2 separate regions of the Homo sapiens genome follow, and region 2 is linked to region 1. The links are chromatin contacts, found by Hi-C or POLR2A ChIA-PET in ENCODE. All regions are on one chromosome and are shown on one strand. Each heading gives the region's core, a stretch centred on a gene start or an enhancer-like site at or near the end of the contact. The rest is flanking DNA. Distances are from core to core; before and after follow the strand shown. Region 1 holds the start of DDX5 (DEAD-box helicase 5). Region 2 overlaps PECAM1 (platelet and endothelial cell adhesion molecule 1).

Region 1 (7,014 bases), core at 4,515-7,014:
TGTATGCAGCTATCATGATTTATCTAACCAATCCCTACTAATGGACATTTAGGTGTTTCTAATTTTTAGCTATCACAAACAAGTAGCATTAGTATGCTTTAAAATAAAACAATACGGCCAGGTGTTGCGAGAAGTCAGGGACCCCAAACAGAGGGACCGGCTGAAGCCATGGCAGAAGAACGTGGATTGTGAAGATTTCATGGACATTTATTAGTTCCCCAAATTAATACTTTTATAACTTCTTATGCCTGTCTTTACTGCAATCTCTGAACATGAATTGTAAAGATTTCATGGACACTTATCACTTCCCCAATCAATACCCTTGTGATTTCCTAGGCCTGTCTTCACTTTAATCTCTTAATCCTGTCATCTTGTAAACCGAGGAGGATGTATGTAGCCTCAGGACCACGTGATAATTGCGTTAACTGCACAAAATTGTAGAGCATGTGTGTTTGAACAATATGAAATCTGGGCACCTTGAAAAAAAGAACAGGATAACAGCAATTGTTCAGGGAATAAGACAGATAACCTTAAACTCTGTCCGTTGGTGAGCCGGGCGGAACAGAGCCATATTTCTTTTCTTTCAAAAGCAAATGGGAGAAATATCGCTGAATTCTTTTTCTCAGCAAGGAACATCCCTGGGAAAGAGAATACACGCCTGGGGGCAGGTCTACAGACGGTCCCCCGGGCGTGGCCATCTTTTATGGTCTGTAGACTGTAGGGCTGAAATAGACCTCAGTCTCCCATATCGCTCCCAGGCTTATTAGGAAGAAGAAATTCCCGCCTAATAAATTTTGGTCAGACAGGTTGCTCTCAAAACCCTGTCTCCTGATAAGATGTTATCAATGACAATGGTGCCCAAAACTTCATTAGCAATTTTAATTTCACCCCAGTCAGGTGGTCCTGTGATCTCGCCCTGCCTCCATTTGCCTTGTGATATTCTATTACCTTGTGAAGTACTTGATGTCTGTGACCCACAACCTATTCGTATACTCCCTCCCCTTTTGAAAATCCCTAATAAAAACTTGCTGGTTTTTGCAGCTTGTGGGGCATCACGGAACCTACAGACATGTGATGTCTCCCCCAGACGCCCAGCTTTAAAATTTCTCTCTTTTGTACTCTGTCCCTTTATTTCTCAAACCTGCCGATGCTTAGATAAAATAGAAAAGAACCTACGTGACTATCGGGGCAGGTTCCCCGAAGGCCAGGCACAGTGGTCCAGGCCTGTAATCCCAGCAATTTCACGAGTGGAGCCAGGTGGATCAGCTGAGCCCAGGAGTTCCAGACCAGCCTGGGCAAATGGCGAAACTCTTGTCTTTACAAAAAATAGAAAAAATTAGCCAGGCATGGTGGTGCACACCTGTAGCCCCGGCTACCCGGGAGGCTGAGGTGAGAGGATCACCTGAGCTTGGGAGGTTGAGGCTGCAGTGAGCTGTGATTGCACCACTGCACTCCAGCCTGGGCAACAGAGACTCTGAATCAAAAAATAAAAATAAATAAAACAACATAACATAAAAACAAAAAACACACCTCAAATTACCAGCTAGGATATTTACGTTTCAGACCCAGATCAATTGCAAAATCAATGTTCAGCTCTCCTGGAAAAGTTCTCATGTATGGACCTGACCTCTATCAGTTGATTGTCTTAGCTCAATCTTACAATTTGGTCTACTCCATAAGCTCACTCATTTGGTTAAGTAAACAATGTCTACAGTTCTAACAATTATTTTTACTAAAATGCATAATTATGTGATAGTTATACATATACCAACCTGTTATGTGAGACAAGCTGACCTGCAAGTAGTCCAAGGCCAGTGAATCAATTACTGCTTGTACATTGTGTGCATCATCTTCTTGACTCCTAGGAATAACTATGAGGTCTGGGGGGGGAAAAAATCACATAATTTTGTATCCATGAGAGGCCAAGTTTTCATCTCATTGTCTCTGACTAGGCTACTGAATATGCTCAACTGCTATAAAGGCTCTGCCCAAACAGAACATGCTGTAAAGTACAGATAAAGTTAATAAACCCTGAACTCTACACAGCAGAATCTTTACTGGTTGAGTATTTATTGATTGAACCGATTTATCAATATTAGACTGGTTGAATACGGTTGAATATTTATTACACCATATATATATATATAGATATATAGATATACATGAATATGCTTTACAAGAAGCACCATGTTAAGGAAGATAAAGTGGTCCCTAAATTCAAAGACAGCTAATAGTCTAATAAGGGAGCCAAGACATGATACTTTAACCCATAACTATGGGCTACTTTCTACGAAGAAAAAAAAAACACAGCAGGCATTCAAGGAGCGTTCTTATATATACACATATGTATGTTTATTTATTATTTATTGAGACAGGGTCTCGCTCTATCGCCCAGGCTGGAATGCAGTGGCGTGATCTTGGCTCACTACAACCTCCACTTTCCCGGCTCAAGCAATTCTCTTGCCTCAGCCTCCCAAGTAGCTGGGTTTATAGGCGTGCACCACTATGCCTGGCTAATTTTTGTATTTTTAGCAGAGATGGCATTTTGCCATATTGGCCAGGCTGGTATTGAACTCCTGGCCTCAGGTGATCCACCTGCCTCAAGTGATGAGCCTCCCAAGGTAATGGGATTAGAGGTGTGAGCCACCGCGCCTGGCCCTTATATGTCCTTTTGAATAGCCAACTAGAATTATTGGTATAAAGATTTAAAAGGTCAGCACAGGCTGGACGTGGTGGCTCATGCCTGTAATCCTATCACTTTGGGAGGTAGACGGGAGGATCACTTAAGCTGAGTTGGTACCACCCTGGTCTTGAACATAGTGAGATGGTGAGCAAGATGAAAGGACATATGCGCTTATTAACTGTCTTGGTAAATGAGGTTCATCATCTACAAGCATCAATTCTTATCCCTAGCACTGGTTAAGTAACAGAATCCAATAAATTCCCAAGCTCCACTCAATTTTACAACCTTTGAAGGTACATTTACAGAAAAGATGCAACTTTCACAAGGCAGTAGCCATGATTAGGTTAAGCCGTGATTATCAGGAGCCCTCAAACTGATCTGCTCAAGGCCGTTATTATGAGTGGGTTCCACAGGGTATTCCTTAAGGAATACAATATTATAATTATACAATATGTGATATTAAATACAATTTAATATACAATATTTATTTTAATATTGTATATTAATATAGAATTTAATATGCAATATTAAAAAAAGAAACAAGCAAAGAGAAAATGAAATTTTATAAATATCAAAGAATCTAACTAAAGGACTAAAAACTTTTGGCCTAAGATATAGGCAAAATTACTCCTGCTTTTAGTATTCTTACCTGGTACCTTTTCTCCCAAAATAGACTGATAAAGAGCAATAAAAACATTAGCATCACAGTCTTGAAGTTCATGTATTCTCAGATGTATATGACACTTAAAAAGAAGGTTATTGGCAATGGTTACCCACTCTGTTGGGAAAAAGGGGGAAAGATCAGTCTTAAAAACCACCAGAAAAAAATCACACAGACATTTAAAAAATCCAACAACCTCCCCCCCAACAAAAACAGACACTGAACTTTGCAGAAGATAAGGAATTTGATTGTTAGAGAATTTCAAAGACCCTTTAGGCATGGTTTTTAAAAAGATGTATTTAATTTCTTGGGATGATTTCCAGAGTGCTGTAATTTCTACATAGTCAAAACTATACTGCAAATTCAATTGATACTGTTGCAGCCTAAAATCTTAAGTTACTTATATAAGCCTTACATGGGTGTTTTTAGTTAAAACATATTTACAAGTAAACAGGAATATTATGTCATAAACAACAGTTTAATGATAATCCGAGGTTACCAGAAACTCATTAATGGAGGCTGCTTCGCACTTGCAATAGTATTGGTCTTGTGTTTACCCAATTATCTTGTGCAAGTCAGGGTTTCTCTGGTGCCGGAAAAAGTGGTGATTAAACTTAGGCTGTTAAGAACTGGTATAATAACAACATCAACGGTAATGCATTTGTTAGTTTTTCTTTTTTATTATATCGATCTATATGAAAGAAAATATGGGAAGTACATGAAGCTCAGAATTATCAATACTGTTGACGTTTCCTGCGTACCACATTCTCCTCTCCCCTAGATATTGCTGGGATTTGCAAAGTTTAACGGTTTCTGTACCAAAAGTAACTTAGCTTAAAATACTTGTTCCTTGAAATGCCTGGGAATTGGTAGGAAAGCACTTTCAATCGGTATTAGAAACAAACATCTCCACTATGTTCTGGACACGTAACGTTCTGGAAACGAATGAGAGTGTATTTTCCATGCACATAATCCCCCTCCCCACGCCCATTTCTCACAGCTGGCCAAACCATGACAACTGGTTTGTACGCAGTCCTTGTGAAAAGGATGAAAGCGTCCTAGACAACCAAATTAATTCGCTCTTCAAAAGCGGTGCTAGACAAAGCCCATGACTCTAGAGGGCACTGAAGAGAAAAAAGCACAACTATTCTACAGGGGCATATTCTACTATTCTGCAGGGGCATAATAAATCTTAAGAATGCTGTTCCTTTAAAGACCAATACAAAAGCAGGTACGACCTCAGGGCCCATAGTGCAAGGGCGGAGGGCACACGGACAGCGGCTAGACGCCCCACAGAAAGACAAGTCCGGGGACGACCCTTCTGACCGCTCTTTTTACAGCCAGGACCCAAGTGTCCTACCGGCCTCGCCCCAGTGCCTCTCTCTCTCCCACAGCATACTGCTGTTCCACGGCCTCGAAGCGAAGAGGTGGTGAAGCTGAGAGACCCTATCCAGGGAACCCGCCAGCGCGACGCGGCGTCTGAAGGTCACGAGCCCCGCCGACAGCCCAGACCCAGTCCGGGCTAGCCCGAGGCCTCCCTGGAGGTGGACGGTTTCAGTCCACACATACTGGGACCCCAGGGAGACACTCACCAGCATCCGAGCCTGCCATGTTTCAGAGGCAGGTCGCCGCCGGACTCCGACGCGGCCGGGAAGGCGACGGTGTCCTGGAAGGACCGATCCACGCAGACCCGACACTGGGGCGCGGACGCACGAACCAAAGCGCGGGGAAGGAGGCGTGAAAGAAGGACGGACGTTAAAAGAGCTTCTCGCCGCTGATTGGTCATCAGAGGAGCACTTCCTTTCACAGGACGTGAAACGGGGGCGGTTTGGGAAGTTTAGAGACCATTCTCCGCCGACCAAAACCCGTCAAAGGATTATCAGACACGCGGGTCGGACGGTCCACATCAGCCGGCAGCCCGGGCGGGTCCCGGGGTGCGAGCAGCGCACTTCCGGTGAGCTATTTCGTTTTGTATCCCTCCGCCGACGTCAACGGGAAAGTAGTGCGGACCGCTCTCTCGGTGGTCCGGGGTGGTACAGCCACGTGACAACGCCAGGCCCCGCCTTCCCCCTCTTTTGGTTACAGACGTGAGGGCTCTTTGGAGACGTAAACATCTCCGAGTGGCGAGGGTGGGCGGGGCTGGGCTTGGGAAAGGGCGGGGTGGCTTGCTTGAGGTGTGGAAAGACCAGAAGAAGGTGAGGTCAAGAGAGTGCAGAATGAGGCATTCCAATGGTGGGTGGGCCCTGACCTGAGAGAGTGGCGCGGGGAGGGGTGAAAGCGCGGCGATCCTGGAACGCCAGCGGGCGTTGCGGCCTATGCGCGAGGGGCGGGGCGATTAGGTCATAGAGCGGCTCCCAGCGTTCCCTGCGGCGTAGGAGGCGGTCCAGACTATAAAAGCGGCTGCCGGAAAGCGGCCGGCACCTCATTCATTTCTACCGGTCTCTAGTAGTGCAGCTTCGGCTGGTGTCATCGGTGTCCTTCCTCCGCTGCCGCCCCCGCAAGGCTTCGCCGTCATCGAGGCCATTTCCAGCGACTTGTCGCACGCTTTTCTATATACTTCGTTCCCCGCCAACCGCAACCATTGACGCCATGTCGGGTTATTCGAGTGACCGAGACCGCGGCCGGGACCGAGGGTGAGTTTGGGAGCCGAGCTGTCAGGCCTGGCGGGTGGGGGGATGGGAGGGCGGGTCAGGGTGGCGGCCGGCGGGGGCTTTGCGGCTTGGACTTGGCCTTTCCGGGCTATCTTGGGACTTCCTTTCCCGAAGGCTTGCGCCATTTTGATATTCACGTCACAGTGATTGGAAGAGATTTGACGGTGTAGTGTCTTCAAGCTTGCTTTTTGTGTGGGGATTGGGGAGCTGTCGGGGCGGCTGCCATTTGGTAGCTGTTGAGGGAGTTGAGAGGGAGCGTATTGTGCGGATGAAAGCGGGACGCTTCGAGGCAGACGAAGGAACATCTGTTAGGTGCGGCGTTTCGGGAGGTGTTTTTGGGGTGGCCGGGCATTCTGTGGGAGCGAGGGGACCACTTCCAAAGCCCTGGTGCTGTTGGGGTAGGAGGGCGGCCGGCATCAGCCATGTGGCTGAGTCGCGAGTACAAAATGCCGGCCTCGGACATGGCGGCGGCGCCTTTGTTACCCCGCCCGGCGGAGGAGCTCAAAATGGCAGCGTCGAGAAAATGTGGCGCAGAGAGAAATGCGAGACAAAGGGGGAAGCGCCGCCCCAGCGGGAACGCCGCCCGGCCGACTCCGCCCGGGCCGGGACTCCTCCCCCGGTAGTCGCCGGCTCCTCCTTTTCTTTTTTCCTGCGTTATATAATTTTGATTCGTTGATCCGGAGCTCTACCGCGGCGTTCCCCCAGCTGGGTTTGCTAGCAGAAGTGTTTCTGAGAAAACCCTTGTTCTGTTATCGCTGACTGTACTGTTTAGGTTCTTACCACTAAAGCTGTTTGGTTCCAAAACGGCCATATGAGTAACATCGTCGTGATGCTCTTCGGTTCATGTAGCCTTGTTATTGCTGATAGTGAATTGCTAGGCTGGTGGGGAAGATTACAGTAACCACAAGAAGTGGTGTGTGCCAGAATCCCAAATTCTGGCATGTGGGTGACAAGTTTCCGACATGATAAATCCCCGGCTTCCGACATGATAAATCCCAGGCTGTTTACATGACCTAAGT
Region 2 (7,014 bases), core at 2,180-4,679, 160 kb after region 1:
TCTTTCTTTCTTTTTTTTTTAGACAGGGTCTTCCCAGGCTGGAGTGCAGTGGTGCAATCTCAGCTCACTGCAGCCTCTACCTCCCAGGCTCAGGTGATCCTCCCATCTCAGCCTCCTGAGTAGCTGGGATCACAGGCATGTGCCACCATGCCCAGCTAATTTTTATTTTTTGTAGAGATGGCACTCTACCAATGCTGGTTTCAGACTCCTGGGCTTAAGAAATCCTTCTGCCTTGGCCTCCCAAAGTGCTGGGATTACAGGTGTGAGCCCCTGAGCCCAGCCACTTTTCTTGCTTTATCAGCAGGTTTGGTCATAGAATGCTCATGTTCTTTTCTAATTCTATAAATGTCTCACAAAATAAGAAATTTTTAGGATATACTTTTTACAGAGACATATTTTGCTTGAGAAATATGTTTTAAGAATTGAGTAATTCATATAGTACTGAATCATAAACTTTAAAAAAGGAAAATAAAATATTTGTAGTAATAAAAGTAATGTGTCAGTAAATAGAAACGAGCAAATATATTGTTTAAGAAACTATATTCTAGGCTGGGCGCGGTGGCTCACGCCTGTAATCTCAACACTTTGGGAGGCCGAGGTAGGTGGATCACTTGAGGTCAGCAGTTCAAAACCACCCTGGCCAACATGGTGTAACCCTGTTTCTACTAAAAATACAAAAAATTAGCTGGGCATGGTGGTACATGTTTATAATCCCAGCTACTCAGCAGGCTGAGGCAGGAGAATCCCTTGAACCTGGGAGGTGGAGGTTGCAGTGACCTGAGATCTCAACATTGCACTCCAGCCTGAGCAACAAGAGCGAAACTCCATCTCAAAAAAGAAAGAAAGAAAGAAACTATATTCAGGCCAGGCATGGTAGTTCATGCCTATAATCCCAGCTCTTTGGGAGGCTGAGGTGGGAGGATCACTTGAGGCCAGGAGTTGGAGACCAGCCTGTGCAACAAAGCGAGACTAGGAGAATCGCTGGAATCTGGGAGGAGGAGGCTGCAGTGAGCCGGGATCGCACCACTGCACTCCAGCCTGGGTGACAGAGCAAGACATTGCCTCAAAAAAAAAAAAAAAAGAAAGAAAGAAAAAAAGAAAAAGACTACACAGCAGGTCAAATGGAGCCCACAGGAGGGCCAACGAGGGGACCCAGGACCCAGAGACAGTGCTGGTTGTCACTACACTGAATAAATCAGGCTTGACTTTGTTAGGGGTACTGAATTTTTAAAAGGTTTTAGAAAACTAGAATTTCCCTTGTCACTCACCCTAATTGTTATTTTTCAACTAGGTCACAATGACGATGTCAGAAACCATGCAATGAAACCAATAAATGATAATAAAGGTAATTATCTAATTACATGTTTTTATTAGAACCAACTTTTACATTAAAAAAAAGACTCATAGGAAAAGAAAACTAAAACTTGAAGGACTGTGGATAATTTCCCACCTCTCTTAATGACCCTGTACCCAGCCGATGTGTCAATGAAGGTAGCTAGCTGCTTTCACCAGAGATGCTATCTAGTGTCCTCAGTGGGAAAGTCACCTAAATCAAAGTAGGGAAGAACTGGGTTATACTCAAAAAACAACTTCCTGACTCATAATGAGCTACTGGGTAAGGCAGTGGGACCTCTTTTTTCTTGAGCATTGAGGTGGTGATTTTTAAAGACAATGGACAATAAATTGCTCTCTTCTGCCTGAAGCACTGAGGGATTGGACTAAATCATTTTTCAAAATTCCTTTCGCTCTGGGCTGCTGCCATGGGAGCTAAGGCTCCTAACAAAGAGAAAGGATTCTGTTAAGGTCTCTTCCTTTCTTTCTTTTTTTTGTTTTTTTCTTGAGACAAGAGTCTCGCTCTGTCAGCCAGGCTGGAGTGCAGTGGTGCGATCTCGGCTCACTGCAACCTCCACCTCCCGGGTTCAAGCAATTCTCCTGCCTCAGCCTCCCAAGTAACTGGGACTACAGGCGCCTGCCACCACGCCCGGCTAATTTTTGTATTTTTACTAGAGACAGGGTTTCACTGTGTTGGCCAGGCTGGTCTCAAACTCCTGACCTTGTTATCTGCCCACCTTGGCCTCCCAAAATGCTAGAATTACAGGCGCGAGCCACTGCGCCTGGCTCTTTTTTTTTTTTTTTTGATACAGAGTCTTACTCTGTCACCCAAGCTGGAGTACGGTGGCACAATCTTGGCTCACTGCAGCCTCCGCCTCTCGGGTTCAAGCCATTCTCGTGCCTCAGCCTCCCAAGTAGCTGGGATTACAGGTGTGTGCCACCATGCCCAGCTAATTTTTGTATTTTTAGTATTGGTGGATTTTTACCATGTTGGCCAGACTGATCTCGAACTCCTGACCTCAGGTGATCTGCCCGCCTCAGCCTCCCGAAGTGCTGGGATTACAGGCATGAGCCACCACACCCAGCCTGAAATGTATCTTTGACTGCAGAATCATTGTTTTGGTAGCTGATGAGAATCCCTATTCTTTAGGGCTTTAAAAACAAAACAGTAATGTTATTTTTGACTTGAAGACAAACTACTTTTCTAGCTTTCACCTTAGTACCCTGAGTGATTTCATTCACGTGTATGCCTCACACTCTCCAAGTATTTTTAGGGTAGTGACCCCTGTTCCCCATTTCCCGAAATCCTCTCAGTCTTGGAGGTAGCTTTGTTTGCCTGTGGCTGTGGAGAAGGCTTCCAGCATCTTGAGTGAGACTGAATTGGGAGAACTGCTGGGGCTGATACTGGGCTGTTTTCTGTCTCTACTGACCTGTTCCAAGTCCCCCCACTGTAGAAACAGGGACCTAGGCCAGAGGGTCCCTCCACATCCTGGTAACAGAGGAGTCAGGGAGGAAACCATGGGCCCCGAGGCCCTGTATCTGCCTCTGGGACCAGTGCGGGGTTCGTACTCCCTTCCTCATCCCGAATGGAATTAAGCCTGTGTCTGGCTGCCCCCTCAAAATACAGAATACTTTAATAACCTGAATGAAAATCTAGCCGGGGGCAGTGGCTTATGCCTGTAATCCCAGCACTTTGGGAGGCTGAGGTGGGCGGATCGCTTGAGGTCAGGAGTTCAAAACCAGCCTGGCCAATATGGTGAAACCCTGTCTCTACTAAAAATACAAAAATTAACCCCGTCTCTACTAAAAATACAAAAATTAGCTGGGCATGGTGGTGCACACCTGTAATCCCAGCTACTCAGGAGGCTTAGGCAGGAGAATCACTTGAACCCGGGAGGTGGAGGTTGCAGTGAGCTGAGATCACACCACTGCACTCCAGCCTGGGTGAAAGAGTGAGACTCTGTCTCAAAAAAAAAAAAAAAAAAGAAAAGAAAGTCTCTACTTCTATGATCTGAGGTGCCCACAAGAGATTCCACCTAAACAACAAGCTGCTGTGGTTTCTTTGAGCAGAGCCTCTGAACTCAGACGTGCAGTACACGGAAGTTCAAGTGTCCTCAGCTGAGTCTCACAAAGGTAAGTGCCACTCGAGTGAGTCCCCAGGCATTGCCTTTGGCTTGGGTTTAAACCCCAGTGGTGGCGGGGGTGCTGTGTTCAGTGAGAAGAGTCTGTGCACCCTCAGTCGCTCCAAAGGAAGTGATTAGCAGACCTACCGGCCTGCTAAGACTGGAAGGAGCAAAGGCCCCTGGCCCTGGCCCTGTCTCTGAGCTGTAAAATTTCAATAATTTAAAAGAAAAAAAGAAAAGGCCAGGCACTGTGGCTCACACCTGTAATCCTAGCACTTTGGGAGGCCAAGGCGGGTGGATCACCTGAGATCAGGAGTTCGAGACCAGCCTGACCAACATGATAAAACCCCATCTCTACTAAAAATACAAAAATTAGCCGGCTCTGGTGGCGCACACCTGTAATCCCAGCTACTCAGGAGGCTGAGGCAGGAGAATCACTTGAACCCGGAAGGCAGAGGTGGCAGTGAGCTGAGATTGCGCCACTGCATTCCAGCCTGGGTGACAGAGTGAGACTCCATCTCAAAAAATATATATATATATATAAAATATATAATATATATAATATATAAATATAAATACATATATAATATATATGTTTTCTTTGTGTATAATATATATTTTATAATATTTTATATATTTTTATTTTTTATTTTTATATATTTTATATATAATATTTTTATATTTATATTATTTATATATTTTTTATTTTATATATATATATATATTTTTTTTTTCTTTGTTGAGACGGAGTCTCACTCTGTGCCCAGGCTGGAGTGCAGTTGCGAGATCTCAGCTCACTGCAACCTCTGCCTCCGGGTTAAAGCGATTCTCCTGCCTCAGCCTCCCGAGTAGCTGGGATTACAGGCATGCACCGCCACAGCCGGCTAATTTATTTATTTTTTTTTTGTATTTTTAGTAGAGATGGGATTTCACCATGTTGGCCAGCGTGAACTCGAACTTCTGACTTCAAAAGATCCACCCCCCTCAGCCTCCCAAAGTGCTGGGATTACAGGTGTGAGCCACCACACTCGGCCTCAATAATTTTAAAAATTAATTAAAGAAAAATAGAGACAGGGTTTCGCCATGTTGCCCTGGCTGGTCTCAAATTCCCGGGCTCAAGCAATCTGCCCACTTTTGTCTCCCAAAGTGCTGGGATTACAGGCGAAGCCACCACACCTGGCCATTTTTGATAATTATTAGTTATGATACTACTAATAATAGGTAAGATTTATTGAGCACTTACTAAGTGCCAGGGAATTAGGAAGTACTGAGCAATTTGTCCCTTCCAGAGGTAGACCCCCTGCCAAACCCAGTGTGTTCCTAAAGTTGCTTGTGCAGACTGAATGTGTGTCAATCAAATGCATGTTTCAAGATATCGAGTGCTTTGCCATTTAGAGGGACACTTAGGTAAAGGCTTTTGAAAGCACAAGATCCCTGTCCGTGTGAGCAGTGGCACTGATTTTACACCTTGGGTTTTGTTTTTGTGTATGTGGTTCTCTCAAGGGCAGGCTGGCCTGGAAGTCCCTGTCTCTGGTTCTATGCTGGGGAAATGGATGCAGAGTGGGCTGCTCCATAGAAAATGCTAGAACATCAATCTCGTTTGTTTTGGGCACCATAAAAAACATGCATCTCCTGGCCAGGCACGGTGGCTCACACTTGTAAACCTAGTACTTTGGGAGGCCAAGGCAGGTGGATCACTTGAGGCCAGGAGTTCGAGACCAGCCTGGCCAACATGGTGAAACCCTGTCTCTACTAAAAATACAAAAATTAGCTGGGCGTGGTGGCGCATGCCTGTAATCCATCTACTGGGGAGGCTGAGGCAGAAGAATCGCTTGAACCCGGGAGGCAGAGGTTGCAGTGAGCCAGGATCAAGCCACTGCTCTCCAGCCTGGGTGGCAGAGCAAGACTCCGTCTAAAAAAAAATTAAAAATGCATCTCCTAACTGTCCTCCTCCTTTGCGAACCCAGATTGGGCAGTACACAGTCCCCGGGGGTCACTGCACACTCCTGCATGCTCAAAGGAAACAGTGGCTCCTGCACGCTCAAAGGAAGCAGTCTCAGAACCTTCCTGCCCAGCTGGGAAGCTCCCTGGGATCATTGCCATCTGTCTCCCTTCCTCTGAGGCTAACCCCAGGCTGCATCCACCTAGCCAGGCAGGCCTGGGGTAGTTTTCCTGACTGTGCAGGCTGAATGCGTGCAGTTTTCCAGGCCGTGCCAGCCACTAGCCAGACCACATGGCAATGGGGTCCTGAAATCACCCCTTGCTCCATGATCTGGGAGGAGTCTTGGACTTCTCCTTGTCTTCTCTTTTTGAGCCTGGGCTGAGTGTCAGCAGCTGTATGCACAGAACTTTCCTTACAGGGATGCCCCGTAGAGCCGCTGGGCTGTGTGCTGCACCACTGGGGCACATTCCCATAGCCTACCAACAGAATGGCCCCCGGGGGTTGTGTACTGCCCAATCTGCACAACTCACTTCCAAGTCTAGACTGGACCTGAGAGGGGTGGGGAACGCGGCAGGCCTGAAGCTCTCTTCCTCATTTTTTTTTTTTTTTTTTTTTTATGACAGTCTTGCTCTTGTTGCCCAGGCTGGAATGCAATGGCACAGTTTCGGCACACTGCTTCCTCTGCTTCCCGGGTTCAAGCTATTCTCCTGCCTCAGCCTCCTGAGTAGCTGGGGTTACAGGCGCCCACCACCATCCCCGGCTAATTTTTGTATTTTTAGTAGAGACAGGGTTTCACCATGTTGGCCAGGCTGGTCTCCAACTCCTGACCTCAGGTGATCCACCCGCCTTGACCACCCAAAGTGCCGGGATTACAGGTGTGAACCACCAGGCCTGGCCTCTTCCTCTTTATTTCATTGTAGAGTGATTGACTCGTTGAGATAACAAATTGTGATTAAGGCCCTACGCAGGCAGCACAAGCACATACAGACCCTCCCTTGTGGAGGGACAGCCTGAGAGGCAGCCAGGAACACACTGCAGCAAAGCCCTCCTAACCTTCAGGGATCACCTAACCTTCAGTGATCTGCCCACCTCAGCCTCCCAAAGTGCTGGGATTACAAGCATGAGCCACTGCGCCCGGCCCTGGTTTTCTTTTTCTTGCTCAAAGGTGGGGAAGGGTTGAAGGGACAAGAAGGAGGTATTGTAATCCCAGCACTTTGGGAGGCAGAGGCGAGAGGATCACTTGAGCCCAGGCATTCAAGACCAGCCTGGGCAACAAAGCAAGAACTTATTTCTACAAAAAATTTAAAAATAAGGAGGTATCGAGACCCTCCAGGATTGGGTGAAGCAGAGGCGGTCAGCATGTGCCCTCCTTGCCAAGCTGTGCAGCTGCAGGGATGCCATCACCTAACTGGTCCCTCTTTCCCCATTTGCACAAAAGCTGTGTGGGCTGCAGAGGTCCAGGTAGACCCGTAAAGAGGGTCACTTGGGGGCAATGGAGAGCTTTTTGGGAATTCAATTTGAGTTTTCTAGACCCGTCCTCCTCCTTGGCAGCTAAGGAGCAGTGTGGGAAGTCAGGCCTGAGCCTCAGGTGTTCCCTCTCTGCCTTCCTGTGGGTGG

What was found. A loop is a pair of places that touch in the nucleus more often than their neighbours do. ChIA-PET counts read pairs that join two places held with the same protein, here RNA polymerase II (POLR2A). Pooled maps may share reads with other maps.
Region 2: a loop to region 1 is called in a map of naive thymus-derived CD4-positive, alpha-beta T cell, with 8 times the contacts of the local background. The contact joins the enhancer-like site here to the promoter of DDX5 in region 1. A Hi-C loop is called at or near these places in 2 of 168 maps with a recorded cell type or tissue (CD4-positive, alpha-beta memory T cell and naive thymus-derived CD4-positive, alpha-beta T cell) and 6 of 50 pooled maps. POLR2A ChIA-PET finds 5 or more read pairs at or near these places in 17 of 52 experiments (A549, AG04450, B cell and 14 more).

What each region holds. Positions count from the first base shown.
Region 1 is chr17:64,505,039-64,512,052 of GRCh38, reverse strand. DDX5 (DEAD-box helicase 5) reads left to right here and starts at 5,764. Exons shown (of 13, transcript NM_004396.5): 1 at 5,764-5,977. The coding sequence starts at 5,934. CEP95 (centrosomal protein 95) reads right to left here and starts at 5,076. Exons shown (of 20, transcript NM_138363.3): 1 at 4,937-5,076; 2 at 3,333-3,461; 3 at 1,773-1,880. The coding sequence starts at 4,955. RefSeq lists enhancers at 4,464-4,573, 4,286-4,902, 4,884-4,973, 5,174-5,413, 6,114-6,243 and 1 more and a silencer at 6,604-6,673.
Region 2 is chr17:64,344,711-64,351,724 of GRCh38, reverse strand. PECAM1 (platelet and endothelial cell adhesion molecule 1) reads left to right here. Exons shown (of 16, transcript NM_000442.5): 12 at 1,292-1,345; 13 at 3,403-3,465. Among named protein-coding and RNA genes, the nearest start is that of PECAM1, 43 kb to the left of the region's middle. Within about 2 kb of position 3,429, at least 8 of the 41 ENCODE cell types and tissues checked have a DNase peak (open chromatin) inside an H3K27ac peak, as active enhancers do; they include CD4-positive, alpha-beta T cell and CD8-positive, alpha-beta T cell, where a contact is called at or near this core.